Linked DNA regions of Mus musculus: region 1 is linked to region 2. The links are chromatin loops, found by intact Hi-C in ENCODE. Cell type or tissue: heart. All regions are shown on one strand. Each heading gives the region's core, and the rest is flanking DNA. Links, peaks and the distances in the headings are about the cores only.

What was found. A loop is a pair of places that touch in the nucleus more often than their neighbours do. Peaks named below come from ENCODE experiments on the same cell type or tissue, not always from the same donor. Only the 100,000 strongest peaks of a DNase experiment are listed, where the experiment ranks them.
Region 1: a loop joins it to region 2, with 10 times the contacts of the local background. A loop is called at or near these places in 16 of 42 quality-filtered maps.

Annotation. Positions count from the first base shown.
Region 1 is chr13:73,084,505-73,092,840 of GRCm38, reverse strand. No RefSeq gene overlaps it. Among named protein-coding and RNA genes, the nearest start is that of Gm30154, 44 kb to the left of the region's middle. In heart, for the core only: CTCF peaks have their summits at 760 (motif pointing left) and 4,840 (motif pointing left); no DNase peak of the experiment used is centred there; H3K27me3 peaks cover 1,132 bases.
Region 2 is chr13:73,307,559-73,315,894 of GRCm38, reverse strand. No RefSeq gene overlaps it. Among named protein-coding and RNA genes, the nearest start is that of Ndufs6, 17 kb to the left of the region's middle. In heart, for the core only: a CTCF peak has its summit at 5,145 (motif pointing right); no DNase peak of the experiment used is centred there; H3K27ac peaks cover 2,379 bases; H3K27me3 peaks cover 502 bases.

The DNA.
Region 1 (8,336 bases), core at 43-8,042, 220 kb after region 2:
ATTCTAGTGTCATCTAGATGGACACGTTAGTACCAGAACTCAAGTCATCATTCCCAGAACATGTAACGAAGACCTGTAATCATATTCTACTCCATGGGCTGTGTTTAGACCCAGCTCATACTAAGAAATGTCTCATCATAGTGTTGAGCTATGACCAACTTGAAGCAAGGTCCTGGGAAGAGTATGACTGCCATATTAGCCACATGTGTGTCAGGTGTCCTGGTGAGCAGGAGTGAAGGTCAGGTCTGTTGAGTGTAAGTTGAGTCCTCCTACTGTAACCTGTGTGCAGCTGACCTGCCTGTCAGACCATTTTCTTCTACCAGTGTCATACACTCTGCCAAAGGAGGGATATGTACAAGACAAATGTTTAAAACAGTTTATCAACATGCTGCAGCTGGTACAAATGAATGTTAATCATCTTAAAGAGTGAGGGCCTCCTTTTGCCTGGTACACAGAATAAAGAAACGTACTTTGGGGTCACAAGCATTATGTACTCTTTTTTCCCCCTGTTACAAAATACCTGACAATATTTTGACAAGCAATTTAAAAAAGGAAAGATTTGTAGTAGGTCACCGTTTGAGGGAATCCAGCCCATCATGGTGGGTAATGCATGATAAGAGGAGTGAGAGGAGGCTCATGACATTGTATCCACAGTCAGGAAGCAGAGAGTGAAACCTCAGGGCTTGCCCTCAGTGGACAGCTTCCTTCCATACGGCCCCACTTTCCAAAGGTTCCAAAATCTCCCAAAACAGCACCATCTGCTGGGGACTAAGTGTTCAGACATATAATCCTTTGAAGGCATTTTCTATTCAAACCACACGTGTTCTGGATTCCATAGGCTTACAGTCATCTCATGATGCAAAATGCATTCTTCTGCTTCAAAAGCCTCCACAGTCTTTAACAGCTCAAACACAATTAAAATCCCTAAGTCCAATCTGTTCTTAAAGCAATGTCTTAACTATGATCCTTGTACAACAACAAGCCACATACATCCAATATATAACAATGTAGACTAAACAGTCACGTGCTCAATTTGGAGAACAGGTGGATGGAAAAGGAGAGATAAGAGCGAAACAAGACCCAAATTCAGCAAACACCAGACCCTGCAGATCATGCTCAGCACTGGGGGACTGTGATGGAATCATCTAGGCTTCACTGGTCTTTGGCAGCCCTACCCCTTCATCTCTGCTATCTTCAGCACATGTGACCGCTCTTGGACCGACTCCACCCCACACCTGCAGTTCCCCTTGACAGAGTTCCTGCCACATCCAGCATTGCAACTTAGGGGCTTTAGCTATAACATAAGCTTCACCTTTAAAGCTTTATGCAAAGGCACCTCCTGCCACACACTGCCTCATCTCAGAAGCTTTGTGGAACCTGGGTTCTCTGTTACATCTTGCATGTCTGCGGGACCAGCCTCATGTAGATGCTACTCTCAGATTCTGCTCCAATCGTCAAATGTAGGCTGACACTCTTAGATCACAAATCTAAGTCTGACGTGGTGCCTAAATCTAAGGAAATGCTTCTCTAGTAGTTATGTCCAGCAGGGAACCCTTTCGGTGGCAGTCTCAGTTTAGGCTCTTTCAGGAATATTTGCATTTTGATGAGTTACCACCTCTGGTGAGTGGGTCTTGCCCTCAGGGACCCTTTCCTCTTCCCAGCTGCAGAGCACCAGGCTTTTCTTTAATACTTTTAATCTTTCACGGTTACAGCTGCTTTCTTCACACACTCCTTGTCTGCAATTTTAATCATGCACACAGCCCTTTCCTCAAAACTTTTATTCCATATAAGATTATATATAATTATATATAAAATAAATAAATACATATATTATAATCTTATTTATAAAACCTTATAAATAATATAACCTTATATATGTGCATATATCATATACAGTTATATATCATATACAGTTATATATCACCATATATCACATAAGGATATATATATAAAAGTCTATACATCTCAGCAAACTTCTACACAGTTGGAATGGCCATTTTGAAGCTCTGAAGCTTCACGTTAGATTTTATACTTTCACTATCAAGTAAAAACTATCATTTATGCACTTATCAGCAGAAAACCCTGAAACCAAAGGCCAAAACCTAAAAATCCACAACAGGCTTAAAAGTAGAAAAAAAGTTAGCTTTATATTCACCTCTATGACTCATCCAGGCTGCACATGCCTGGTGTCTTTCTCCTTTGCTTGCAGCTCTCTCACTGAGACTTGGCAAAGAACCAGAAGTAGCAGCCATACAGCCCGAACAGTATACTGTCTTGAAATATCTTCCACCAAACAAACTGAATTCATTACTCTTGAATTGACCCTCACCCAAGTACTCAGGACACCAGCAGAATCCATCCAGATTCCTTGCCAGAATGTAGCAATGTAGCCTCTGGTTCCTGATAGAATTATTACTTCCCACTGAGATCTCATTGCTAGACCTTCATGGGCCATATTTCTCTGGGCATTTGGTTCATTTGAACTTTTAACAGAATGGCCATTACTTAAGCTCTGTTTTCGTACGTAGCTTGCAAATCCAAACTCTTACATATTCCTCCAACCATCCAGTTCAAAAGACACAGGACCCTGTATTGACTAAAGACTGTCATTGCTTACAAGTTGTAGATTTTCAACTTGACAATGTTTACAGTCACCCGAGGAGGGAATCTCAGTTGAGGGATTGCCCAGATATGATTGGCCTGTGGGCATGTTTGTGGGGAATTTTCTTGATTGTTAATTGATGAAGAAGGGTCCAGTCCTCTATGGGTGGCACCATTCCCTGGGCAGGCAGTCCTAGGCTGTGTAACAAAGGTGGCTAAGCATGAACCAGTAAGCAGTGTTCTTCCATGGGTTATGTTCCATGTTCGTCAGGGTTCCTGCCCTGATGTCCTTCAGTGTTTCAGACTGTCTAAAATGTAAGTCCGAACATCCTTTCCTTTCCTAAATACTCTTTTGTTTAGAGAGCTTTATCAAGGCAACAGAAACCAAACCAGAACATTACTCTCTTAAAAGTTTGGCTTTGTTCTTGGCTCAGAAACTCCTTGAGATGAAGGGACCTCGTGCTGTAAAGTTATCATTGTCCCTCTTGCCACCACAGATGAGAGAGGGACACTAGCATGCCTTTCATGTAGCTAATTCTGAGTACTATTTTTGGGGTATCTGGTACATGGCTGGGGGCTCTTGATCCTGCCAGTCCTGGACAAGAAAGAGAGGACATTTCCTGAGCAAGGCATGCATATGACTGAAGGGCTGTGGGTTAAGCGTTATTGATTTTAGAACTGGAGGGCTATTTCCTGAAGTGTAGTTGAGTAGCAGGCTAGTTCTCACTAAATTAATTTTTGTTGCTTTGTGTGTGAAGTTCAGGTGAGAATAATTGGTCTGGGAAGGGGAGCATGCCATCTTAGCAGGATGAGACTGGGACCACGTGGGTCCATTTCCAGGAGTAAGACTTGTTATTTTGAGGCCTTAAGTTATTGGGAGACCACTTAGACTTTTCTTTCAGGCAAACGGAAGTAGAATGAGTGAGCAGGTGAATGGAGCGCTGCTGGGTCTGCTGTTTACCAGAAACTTGTCAGCCTTGTCACCCATTGCTCCAGGTTGGCGAGGGTTACATCCCTCAACTCCAGCGAGACCCACACTCAGCCATCACCTGTGGGGGCTGTGGCTCTACCTGGAGTGTAACGGTCATCACTTTCAAAACCTCATGCATGCACGAACACCAGTCATTGCAGAATTATCTTCTGAGGAACTAGCACCAGGCACTGAGCTGAAGCCAAGACAAACCAACTGGCACATCACAGGTGCCCAGAGGTAGTTGGGCCTGTGTTTCTGATGCTCTACTTGGAAAGACGGGCATCTCAAAGAATGCATTCAGCAACTGACCAGGCACTTTTACTGTTAGAGCCATTTCTTTCCATGATGTCTCGAGGTTAGGATACAAGAAGGGGACATTGCTCCCTTTACATGGCTTATAGTGTGTGTGTGTGTGTGTGTGTGTGTGTGCATGTATCTATGTGCATATGAGTGCAGATGCCCTCAGCATCCAGAAAAGGGCATTGGGTCTCTTGGAGCTGGACTTATAAGCAGTTGTAAAATACCTGATGTAGGTGCTGGTAATCAAACTTAGGTCCTCTTCAAGAGCAACAAGTGGTCTTAACCACCAAGCCATCTTGCCATCCTCTGCATCAGGTTTTAAGTCAGTGTCCAGGTAATGGTACACAATATAGTTGTTGGTGTGGTGTTCAGCGGCCGCTAGGTGTAAACCAAGGAGATGTACACCTGAGCATCTTGAGAAAGCCTAAGGCAAGTCCTCTGCACGATGCCTTGTGGATCTGTCAAGAGTGAACCAGGTCAAACCAGACATGGGTAAGGCTTGGGAGCCAGTTTTCTGGAGTCTATAGATCTTGCACATTGTACTACATGTAACTTCTGGAGCCTTAAAATTCTGTACCTATGTACAGGGGTGCCTGTTTCATTTTTCAGTTTAGTTGTAACATGAATTACCTATTCTGCTATGTCTTCTCTTCCTTCTTTCCACCCAACCTCAAGGAAATGGGGGAAGAGATCTTCCAGCCTAGGCTCCTTTGTGTTTCAGGGTATACAGGGGCAACAGTGAGGGGGTGGGATGTGGGGCAGTAAACTCATGCTCCCAGATGTGTCTTTTTCTAGTGGCCTTGTCTGATGGACAAGGAGCATTAAGTGAACACACACACACACACACACACACACACACACACACACACACACACACACACCTGTTTTTGACCTGTGAGGTAAGTCTACCTAGAACCTGTAGGTGCTGCTGCAAAAATGGACCTGGCACCATCTAGTGGCAATATTTCTGAACAGCAGATACAAGTGTCCTGGGCCCCAGAACTTGACTCTCCCTCTCTCCTTTTCCTCTCCTCTCCTCTCCCCTCCCCTCCCCTCCCCTCCCCTCCCCTCCCCTCCCCTCCCCTCCCCTCCCCTCCCCTCCCCTCCCCTCCCCTCCTCTCCCCTCCCCTCCCCTCCTCTCCTCTCCTCTCCTCTCCTCTCCTCTCCTTTCTCCTCCCTCCCCCTCCCCACTCCTCCCTTCGCTTCCCCCCTCCCTCCTCCCTCCTCTCACCTCTCTCTTCTCTTCTTCTTTTCTGTAGAGGCTTTCTAGGCTACTCCCTAAGCTTAAGTGATTATCCTGCCTCAGCCTCTAAGATCACAGCTGTGTGCCATTGTCTGGCTCAGCCTTACTCCCTTGGTAGTTCATCTGATGGGGCCCTGGGGCTCTGAACAGACAGTAAAAACCATCAAGACCTTATTCGATCTTTTGTAGCCCAGAGATGTCTATGATTCAGAAAGAATTCACCCAGTCCAACCTCACATTCACAGTCTGCTTATCAACGTCTATAGTTACTTGACCTCTATTTGAGATCATATTCAAGTTGCACACCCCACTCACTGAGGAGATGGGGCACAGCTAGTTCAGAGGTCTGCTTATGCTCAGTGAATTAGTGGTGAAGCTAGTCTAGGCCTGTGCTTGCTCTGGAATGAGCATACAGTCCTTGATTGTCCTGTGATAGAGCCCTTCTCCTCCTGTTCTGTCTTCCCATCTCTTCCCTTTCTTAAACTCTCCTTGTATTATCTTTCCCCTTGATAAATGTTTTTTGATCACCCATTCTAAGGTACAGACAGAGGGTACATGTACCACACATAAAAACATGGCTAATCTCAGGATACTGGGCCAAAATTTCTGTGTAGAGTCCAGGCAATACACAGGCTGTAGATACAGGGGTACAATTGTCATAGTGTAGCTGACAGGGACAGTATCCCATATAGGCTATCACTAAGAAGCAGAAAGTATAACCGACCATTGGGGATCCAGGATGCTTGCTGCAGACTCTGAACTTCTGCTACTGGGACCTGTTCTTCCAATTTCACAGTCCTGCCTATCTCCCACCAGCTGTATTCCACCACAGCTCGAAGGAGGGCTGTGACCACATTCCAGGCAAGGAAGCCACAGTGCAGAGTGAGATACAAACCAGTGAGAAGAGACTTCATTTCTTCCAAATCTGTCCATCACATCCCTAGTCAGGAATAAAAGACCAGCAGGTCACAGTCCATCTAAGACAGCTGGGAATTACTCTTGAGATGTGACCAGTCAATTGGAAGCAGGGACTTATCAATACATCCCTGGAAATTCATGCAAGGGAGAGTGTGGGCAAAGGGAAAGACTGATCTTCTCTGTCAATGACCCTGGTACTTCTGACCCCAGCTGGAGATGTGATGGGTCCAACTGTCACCTCAGAAACTCAATTATGTCTCGCTGATGTCATTCTTCCAGACAACAAGGCTGTCAGACCTTGGGGTCAACATTTGCCAAGCACCAGGCTTTGCATAGGGATGCGCAACCATTGCTTGGGAGGTGGGTGATAGGGCTGGGAGCTGAGGGGGTCTAGAAGGAGGTATCCACGTTCCCCCAATTGCACTGAGTCTGCAACCCTGGAAATGTGAGAGGTATCCTTTGAGTTCTAAATTTTCAGCTTCAGTGTTGTCTTTTAAAATCAAAAGTAAGCAAATCCCGTGTAATGTGTCTGACATCTATTTATTACAGCTTTCCTCAGAAGCAATTTCCATCCTGATATGCCACTGCCCGATTATTATTAAAGAGTTAAGAAAAATGGGGAGTAGGAGATCAAGATTAGATTTTTTTCCCTGAGATGCAGCAGCAAAATGAATAGTGCATTATGAGGACATTAAGAAAGCAATAGAGTTTAAACTATTAAACAGATAGATGTCAATTGAAAGATGCTGGGTGGTTTGTTTTTAACACCCCGTTGTCAGAATTATGAAGTAGGAGCGGCACAGGGTACGGTTTAAAACAATCAAGTGGGAAGCTGTACATATTGGAAAATGAATCAGTTTGGGAGTAATGCCCATCTTGAAAACGATTATTTATTCTTGTCTTTCTAATTTGGAAAGCAAAACCACAGCAATATAGTAAACAGACAGGAACCTCCTCCTGCTGTGAGGAGACCTGCATGTTCTTACATGGGAAATAACATCACTAGTTGAGGAAAGGGGCCTCCTGGCCCTCCCCAGAACCATTGCTCCCCAGTCCCTGCTGGACAGAGGTCCTGGGACTTGAGGCACAGGGAGCTCATGTTCCCTCTTGATTGTGGTCTGTTGGCAGGAAGTACCAGTGGACATTCAGTGTGGCAGTGGTCCACTTTAATAGTGTGTGTACTTGGCTAAGGGGAGTGTGCTTTGTGCTCCACCTTTCCTACCACGATGAGTATTATTGAGACTGGAGGAAATACTCCAAGGAATTTAGTGCTTCTGAGATGTGGGACACCAGGATGAAGGATCATGGTGGCTTCCAGAACATGATGCCATCAGATAACGCAGTCTCTGAGGCTTACAAAACCCAGTTGCCTTTGCTCGTGGCTCTGGACAGTAAAGGCAAAATCAAGGTGTGAGCAGACCACACTACTTCCTCTGGCTATGAAGAATCTTTTTCCCTTCCTCTCCTGCACTCTGGTGGTCCCAGGTGTTCCTAGGCTTCAGAGTTATCATTCTAGCCTTCACCTTCTGTGAATGGGACCCTTCCTTCTAGGAATCTCTATCCCAGGCTCTCTGAACCTCTCTGACTTTCATATCAACATTGATCATGCCAGGGTTGGGTGACCCAGGGAAAGACCTCTCCTCAGACTTTAACTCGCTCATATATTGCCCACAAGAAAGGACATTCTATATGTAAGCCCAGGGTTAGGGATGACAGAATATCATTAGCTGGAGGGTAGAGTGTGGTATTTTCTAGGCCAAATGTCTTCTCTTGTCTTTTCCATGAACATCTCTTCATCTTTTCTGTAAATCAAATATCACAAGTACTTCAGTTCGATGTTCCTGCTATAACCTGAGCTAACCCATTTGGCCCTGTCTCTACATTATGACTAGCTATCATCTGATAAATGCCTTATGGTGGTCCATTTATTCACTGTTTCAGATGGGTCGGAAGCGAGCATGAAATGGCTGGGGCTTCTGCTCAGGGACTGGCTGTTGTAGTATTTTCATCTCTGGAATGCAAAGCCTCACTTTGCTTCTGGCAGAATCCAGCCACTAGCAGTTGTAGCATTGAGATGCTAGTCTTTTTTGTTTGTTTGTTTAATTCCCAGGGACTTCTGGCTCCTGGCTTCCCGGACCCTCACAATACCAGCATACATGTTTGTCCTCAAGGCCCTGGCAGAGCAGCTCACCCTCTTTGCTGTGGCAGTCATTATAGTACCAGCTGGCCCTGGATACCACTTCTCACACATTACCCAAGTGAGCCCTAAGCAGCCCCCAAACAAGGGTGGAGGCCACTAGA
Region 2 (8,336 bases), core at 167-8,166:
AGGAGAATTATTATTCATGTTGGACACATCAGAAGTTTACTTCTTTTAAAGAGAGAAAAGTCACACGCAGCTTGCGTGGTGAGAACACCCTGGTCTTCTGTGACGTAGGTCTACGTGAGAGGTGGGCACGAGGGAAGGTGGGCATGAGGGAAGGAGTAAAGGCTCTGAAAGAAAAGGAGGCCATGGTGTGGGGAGGCACAGATCCCCATCTCTGGTGAGCTGGCACCAGGCTGTGCTGTGAGTTACATACCTGCAAGTTATGAAGACTTACACATAAGGATATCTGTGGAGGATTATTGGCAATGGGCAGATCAGATTAATAATATAGTTCTGATTTGATTTCTTTGCTAATTCAATGAGATGACACAGAGGTGTAGAAACAATATGAGTCATTGTTGTCTAGAATATATACATGAATTGAGTGTTCAGAAAATGTAAAATGGCTCGGATGCTGGCCACTGCAGCCATTCTGCTCATGTGTGCTCTCATCTACAGATATATTTACTAGAACAGTGACTAGGTAATTCTGGGGATGGGGGGGCAGTTATGCATCTTTGTATACTATATGAAATTTTGATAGTAAATGTGACATATGAAAATACTGTTCCCATGAAAAAGATTTACAAAAAGAATATTTTATCAATTACTGAAAATTTCAGAGAAAAAAATTCACCATGTTCGGGCCCCATGTTGACACTGTAGTCTGTGGTGGTGCCATGCTGACAGTAGTGACCACAGGACCTGGTAAACTTCACACCTACTTCTGCATTGAACCATGCCCTGCTGTAGTCTCCCACCATGCCCTGCTGCAGTCTCCCATTATGCCCTGCTACAGCCTCCCACCATGCTCTGCTGTGGTCTCCCATCGTGCCCTGCTGTAGTCACCAAGTGAGTGGAGAAGGAAGCTATGCTCTCTTGAGTATTCGAGTCACCAGATGTCCTCTTCAGCTTGGCAGCAATTGCTCTTGAATGCACGCATCTGTGTACAACCATCACTATCAGCTATGAAATATCCCCAACACTGGAGAAACTAGGTAGTATTGCTAGTAATACTGAATTTTAAAACCACACCAGATTCTTTCAGCAAAGTCATTCTGGATCACACTGAGTCACTCTTAGTTTTTTATTGTTTGAAATTTTCATACATGCATCACGTGTTTTGATCGCTTACTCCTCCAATTCCAAGTTTATCTCCTACCACTTTGTTTTTGTTTTTAAAGATTTATTTACTATTATACATAAGTACACTGTAGCTGACTTCAGACTCACCAGAAGAGGGCATCAAATCTCATTATGGGTGGTTGTGAGCCACTATGTGGTTGCTGGGATTTGAACTCAGGACCTTCAGAAGAGCAGTCAGTGCTCTTACCCACTGAGCCATCTTGCCAGCCCCTCCTATCACTTTATGTGCTCTTATGCACTCTATTTTTAAAGCCATAGAGTCCACTTAGTGCTGCCTATTTGCGAGTGGGTGTACGACAACCTACTGCAATGTGGATAGCTTCTCAGAGGCTGCATCCCTGAAGAAAACTCTCTCTCCTTTCCCAGCAGCCATCAGTTCCCAGCAGCTCCTCAGCTAGGGTGGGGCTTTGTGACAGACAACTTCCCTATCTATGATGATCTGGTGCAGGTCTTGTGCACATAGTCACAGCTGTGGTGAGTTCACATACGGAAAACTGCTTCACTAAACACAACCTTACAGTCTTTCTGCCCCTTCTTCCTTGGTGATCTCAGAGTGAGGAAGTATGATGTAGGAGCTCCATCCATCGTCTCTTATTCTCTGCATACCCACAGGTGCCCCGTTTTATAGTCTCTTACTCTCTGCACACCTGCAGGAGCCCCATTTATAGTCTATTATTGTATGCACAGTGACCAGTAGTGGGTTTTGACGTTAATTGCCATTTACTGCAAAATGAAGATCCTCTAATGAGGGTTGGGAATAAAGATAAGTACTCGGGGGCCCTTTAACACTGTGTCCATTTAGTGGAAGGAGAGCAGCAGCTTCTCTGCTGCTAGTCTGTGACCTACCCAACCACAGATTCTTGGCCCAATTAATGGTGTCAGGCATAAATTCCTTCTTGTGTAATCGGCCTTAAATGTAATCGGAAGGTAGTTGATTACCCCTGTTGTAAGGGACATAGCCTGTCAAGCCACAGAGTTCACAGATGGGTAAGATTCTCGATGCCTTCTTCCCTGGTAGCATGCAGAGCACCTTCCAGCACTATGAACCCGCTCAAGTAGGGACGATGCTTCCAGGTGAGTAGCAGCGGATTTCTCCATAGTATGGCTGACAGTGTGGATTTCTCCATAGTATGGCTGACAGTGTGGGTCAGCAATAGGGTCTTAGCTAGGTTCTGTATGATAGTTAACAGTGGTAATAGCCTTTAATATTTGGGGAATTGCTATGTTTTGGGACCTCATGGACAACAACTTGAAAAGAGATGACCCATACTTGGCACTAGGCTTTTTATTTGTTATCTATAGTATCCCTCCCACATTATAAGGAATTCCAGTCAAACTCGTGTGTGTGTGTGTGTGTGTGTGTGTGTGTGTGTGTGTGTGTGCATCTGTGTGCATGTGTGTAAATGTAGGAAGCTTCTGCAGTCAGTCTCTTTCAAAGGTTTTTAGTATTAATTATTCTTCCCTATATTCTGTTCTTACTCTGGTGTCTTAGTATTCTTTTGATGTGATGAGACAATATGGTCATGGCACCTCTTATAAAAGAAAGCATTTAATTGTGGCTTGCTTACAGTTGTACAGGTTCAGTCCATTGTCATCATGATGGGGAGCATAGCTGACTGAAAGGAAGAAGTTAAAAAGGAAAGGATATAACTGGTTCTGGGTTTGTGCTAGATGAATGGATAAACGGAATAAAAAGGAAAGGACAAGGCTTTGTATGGCGGAGTAGGACTTTTATTATAGATAAAGGGGAGAGCATAGCCAGACACAAGGACATCTGGTAGGTTCAGAGTGGCCATGACCCGAGCCATGTAAGGAGAGAGGAAAGGAAGAATCAGATCAAGAGGCCAGGAGGGTAAAGGGTAGATGAGAAAAGGCCAGATAACCGCAATGTCTGGAATATGTGCGGAAGGGCAGCCCAGCCCCTGGGCTGGAGAAGTTTAGGGTAGGGAGCAGGGTATGCCAGACAGGAGGACCCTATAACAGGTGTGAACTGAAGGATGCTAGGGGGACCTGGAGGCCAGGTCTGCTTTGTTATATTAAATAGGCACCTCATCTGTTTGTCCTGGATTGGAGACCTAACAGAGAAGTAGCTGAAAGTTCTACATCCCAAGAAGTGGGACTGGCTTGGGCTTTGGAAACCACAAAGCTCCCCCATCCCGCCCCCCCATGACATACTTCCTTCAACAAGGCCACACCTCTTAATCTCAAGTAGTGCCATTCCCTGGTATGTGAGCATTCGGGTATGTGAGTCCATAGGGGCTATTCTCCTTCAAACCACCCACCTGGACTCAAGCCCTTCCCCTACTCAAGGATTTCTGCTCTATTATTCCCCTTTCCCACTTCACCCCACCCATGTTCTACCCCCATGCCTTGAATCTTGCCTCCCCCTGTACATGGCCCCTTATTATTTTCTGAAGAGTCAATCCATGTATGACAGGAGATGTGACGTTTGTCTTCCTGGGCCTGGGTCACCTCACTCAGGATGATTGTTTCTAGCTCCATCTATTTACTGTGAATTTTATTTTGTTTTTACAGCTGGATAAGATCCAGTTGTGCAAATGTGTCACATTTTCATTATCCACTCTTCAGTTGAAGAACACATAGGCTGTTTCCATTTCCTGGCTATTGTGAACACAACAGCGATGAACAGGAATGAGCAAGTATCTCTGTAGTAGAATAGAATCCTTCGGGAATGTGTCCAAGAGTGATGCACCTGGTTCTTATGTCTCCATTTTTGAGGAACATCCACACTGGTTTCTCTAGTGGCTGCATCAGTCTGTGCTCCCACCAGCAGTGAGTAAGTGTTTATCTCTCCCTATATCCACGCAAGCATTTCTTGGGATGTTTTAATTTTAGCCATTCTGACTAAGGGGTTATTAATTTGTCCTGAGAATCAATACTACATGCACGGTTAAACAAGGGAAAGCTTGGGTCTCCCAGAGCATCCTGGTTCTGGCAAACGTTCATTCTTTTCACCTTCTATCAGAACCCAACCTGAACCCAGGTGGCCGAACTCCTGAGTTGAAGAAGAAGATGGAAGTGGCCTTCACATTAGGGGCTACTCATGCACACTACGTGTGACATGTGCTCTACGTGACACCAATGGGTTAATAACAAACAGGACACTTTCTGGAAATTGGTTCTTTCTAGAAAAGGGGCAACAGCTCCATCTGATAGACCAAGGCACACTCAAGCTACTTGTTTGCCCACAGAAGGTTTGGGAAAGGACAGAGCCAGCGAGGGCATGCTGGGCTGTATCTGTGTGGGGACTCAGGGTTCCTAGGTGTCTGTACACATCCACACAGCCTCACCTGAACATGTGCCTAGAAGCCACAGGCACACTTCTGATGCTTCACCATGTTCACAGATGCTAGGTTTGGCCTGTGTTTTAATACTCTAAGGGTTACCTGCCTCCTGTACGTTCTGGGGATGGTCCCTCCATGGGCAGTGACAATACACTGGGAGCTTGCAAGACAGATGGGCAGCACTTGGCCCAGAGCCCTATCTGACCATCCTTGATGGCATGACAGCCCCTGCCCCAGCTCATACACTGTCCAGGGTGGTGAGTGAAAAGTTGTCCTGGCAGGGCAACAGCTCCTATATAGGAGACCCCAGCCCTGAACAAGGGGCAGGATCTGAGATCAGTAGACACTTCTCCAAGAATGTAAGGTGGGTGCTGTACAGGAAGATTTGGATGCTGTTCTGACTTCTACCGCCACACAGAACATTCTGGAAAATATCATCAGTCGTGGGATATGGTGCAAAGACAGGAATGTGGACTAATGTTCCCCAGAGTGATCTATTGCCTGGACACCCCAGCTTCCAGGCACAGGCCTTGATACTTTCCCACCAGTCCCTGCAGGGAGCAGTCCTCTGCATTTCCTTGACTAGGGCAAGGGGTGGCTCTGGGATGAGGCCAGGACTCATGCCTAACTGGCCCCTGCCTGCCCACCAGAGGGCAGTAGTGCACAGCTGTCCTCTTGGTCTCAGTAACAGGGACCCCAGAGGCTGGGGTGCTGGGTCCAAGTCCTTGGAGATGACCACACCTGACACTGTGCAGAGGCCCAGAATCTGCAGATGATACTGCCTTTGAAATCTGCTCTTGGCAACATTAACAGCTATTTGGAGAGATATCTAGAAGCCAAGGGAAGCAAGGCTCTGTCTCCCCAAAGCAGGTACAGCCTCTGAGTGAGCCCCTCCTTTAACATGACAGGCCTAAGGGAAACAGAAACCCTTCAAAGGTAGAATGGGCCAGGGTTTGATTTCTCACCCCTGAGCAGTGCCTTGATCTTGCCCAGCTGAGGGCAAGTCTAGCTTGGTGTGTGGGTGGCAGCCTCCCCTGAGGACGAGGCAGGCACTGAGCCCCCTGGCGGCTGTGGCTTCCCAGCCTTCGAGCTCCAGCACCTCCTCGTCCAGGTTGCCATGAGAATGACCTGTTACTGCACCAAGGAGGTGATCAATGAGGCTGCAGACCGCTGTGGCGGCCAGCAAGATCCGCTGGCCACCGAGACAGAAGGCAGCTCACTGGGACGGAGGCTGAGAGTCCCGGCACGGTACTCTGGTGCTCAATGCTCACCTCCCCTCTCCTCGGGGGCCATTCTAGTATTACAGTGCTAATCCACCAGACACGGGGGATTTTAAATTTCATTTTTGTGCAGTTATTTAAAGTTTAAACTGATAATGTCTAACCCAATTAAATTCCAGTCAATCGTGCTCTAAATGCACTAAGTCTTGTGAAATATGAATGAGGTGTCCCCCCGCACTCCTTAACGACTTAATCTCCATGCTGAGTCTCCGCTCCTGGGAATACTGTGTCGAACCTAGGAACGAAGCAGAAGTGAGACAGGATGGGGACTCGCAACCCACGCTGAAACCTTCTTACTGGCCTTGCTCACTGGGATATCTGGCACATTCAGAATTCAGAGCTTGTGGTGGAAGAGCACCCACTTAAGTCCAGTTGCCAAGATGGGGGCACACTTTGGGAGTAGCCTTCAAAGGCAGCTGACCACACTGGCCATCTCCCTACCCTTACCACATCGCTCCCAGCTTCACGCTCTGTATGGGAGTGCTAACAACCTCTGGTGTTGAGTGTGGGCTCTGTTTTCCAGGGTTATTCTCAGGAATAATGGCTGACAGCATGTTAAAGCTGTCTTCCATTGGATGCATAACAACCGAAGCTGCCATGGTGTGTTCTCCTGACTCTTCAGGGTGTTGGGGCCTGGGGCTGTGGGACTTAAAGGAGATGTGAGAGTAGAGGCTCACAAATGGCACTGGGGAACTACCCAGCCCTTTCTAGGATTGACTTCTCTGAGAGGCAAGCCTTGGCTCTGCCTTGGGGTTCTTTCTAAAGAGTCTGTGATCAGTGGTTGTCCACCATGGCACAAGAAAAGGCTGTGATTTCAGAACAATCCTGGCTCCACGGGGGACTAATATACAGTGGTGGTCCTCAGTGTGGCTACTGTGTTTTTAGAGATTGATTCAGAGTCTTCAGATTCAACCTCGTGTAGCCTACGACCAGGAGGAAAAAAACAAAACTGAAAACAAAAACAACAAACCTTTTAGGAGCAGAATAAAACAGCACCTTTGAGACGTGTTACACTGGAGGCTTGCCATTCAAACCCTAGTGATCAAAGGCAAACAGAGTCCTTTCTGGGTCTTTCCTACCTGGTACCCTGCTCAGGTTCTATGGTTAGCTCCACCTGTTAGTTCAACTGCCTTGGCTGCGTTTGCGCACACCAGCCAGGTGTGCTTGTTGGGCATTTGGTGCAGGGTGGAGCAAGGTGGTCCCACCTAAAGTTTGGCCAGAACTAGTGTGAGCAGGTAAGAGGGAGATCAGACAGGTCAGTCAGCACACAGGCAGGACCTGTGACTGTGTATCTGCCTACCATAGAACTTATGAATTTGAGTCTGGTCCTATGAGATGGAGATTCAGCCCGGGTAGGGGAGGGTCCAGGCTGCTACCACTAAACCTTTAGAAATCCAGGCAGCTCGGTTTCCATCCCAGGGAAGATGTTGCTGCTAAGTGTCAGGAATGGCTTAGAGTTGGGCAGAGCAGTGTTCATACAGATGATCTGGAAGTGGAAGCAAAGGCGGGTTCTGCGAGGTCTGTGGGGCAGGAATATGGTGCATTTTCAGCGACAGGAAGGACTGTCGTCTTCCCAGCTGGACTGTAGCTGTCAGCGTAACAACGAATGTCATTGAGAAACAATTCATGGCATCAAATCCACAAAGAAGACATTTAAAGCATGGCATGCAGCAGTCTGGTAGTTATATTACTTTTTGAACCATGGTGAAATATAAGCATGAAGTTCACCATTTAATCCTTTATCCTAGGGTTCCGGGGATTGAACCTAGTGCCTTGTGCATGCCAGGCAAACATGCTACCCCCGGGCTAGAGTCCAGCTCCAGACTTCACCCTGTGGCCACTTTTAAGTGTTAAATTTCATGGCATTATGTATACAGTGTACAATTATTATCACTGCCCATCTACAGAACACTCTCTGTCACCAAGAGACACGAATCTTCCTTCCTCTCCCAGCCCCGGGTTCTCCCACTGAACCCTCTGTCTCCACAAGTTTGCTCACTCTAGGGAGTCACAGGGTTCATTCAGTGTTTGCCTTTTGCTACTAGCTAATGTATGGGACATAATATCTCTCAGTGCCACTGTGTTGGGGCAAGAGTCAGAACATCCCTTCTTTCAGTGCTCTGTGGCACGGCTGTAGTTCTCACGTCTGTCATCCTCGAGTGTGTGCTTGGTTAAAGGATGCTGCTGTGACTTTGAGTGGGTAGTATCTCTTCCCTGTCCTCAATTCCCTTAGGTAGGTGTCTAGCAGTGGAATTGTTGTGTCCTGTACAGAGCCTGTGCTTAGTTCTTTTATTGGTTATTTAATGCTTTTGGGGGGTGGTCACAGGGTACCTACAGTTGTCACTCCAGGGCTGGGGACCCTATCTAGGAGCTGGAATCTGGGATTCTCCTTCCCCGTGACCAGGATTTTGCCCAGAAGTGATGAGGTCAGGATCTACCAGGACAACAGAAGAGAGAGGCACTTAGGAGGTAGTCAGGTGAGCATCATGCACGCTTCGTGTCCCGCTGGTTCCAGCCATCAGTGTCCAGCTTTGCTGACCACTCTCCAACACTACTGAGCAGTCAGGAC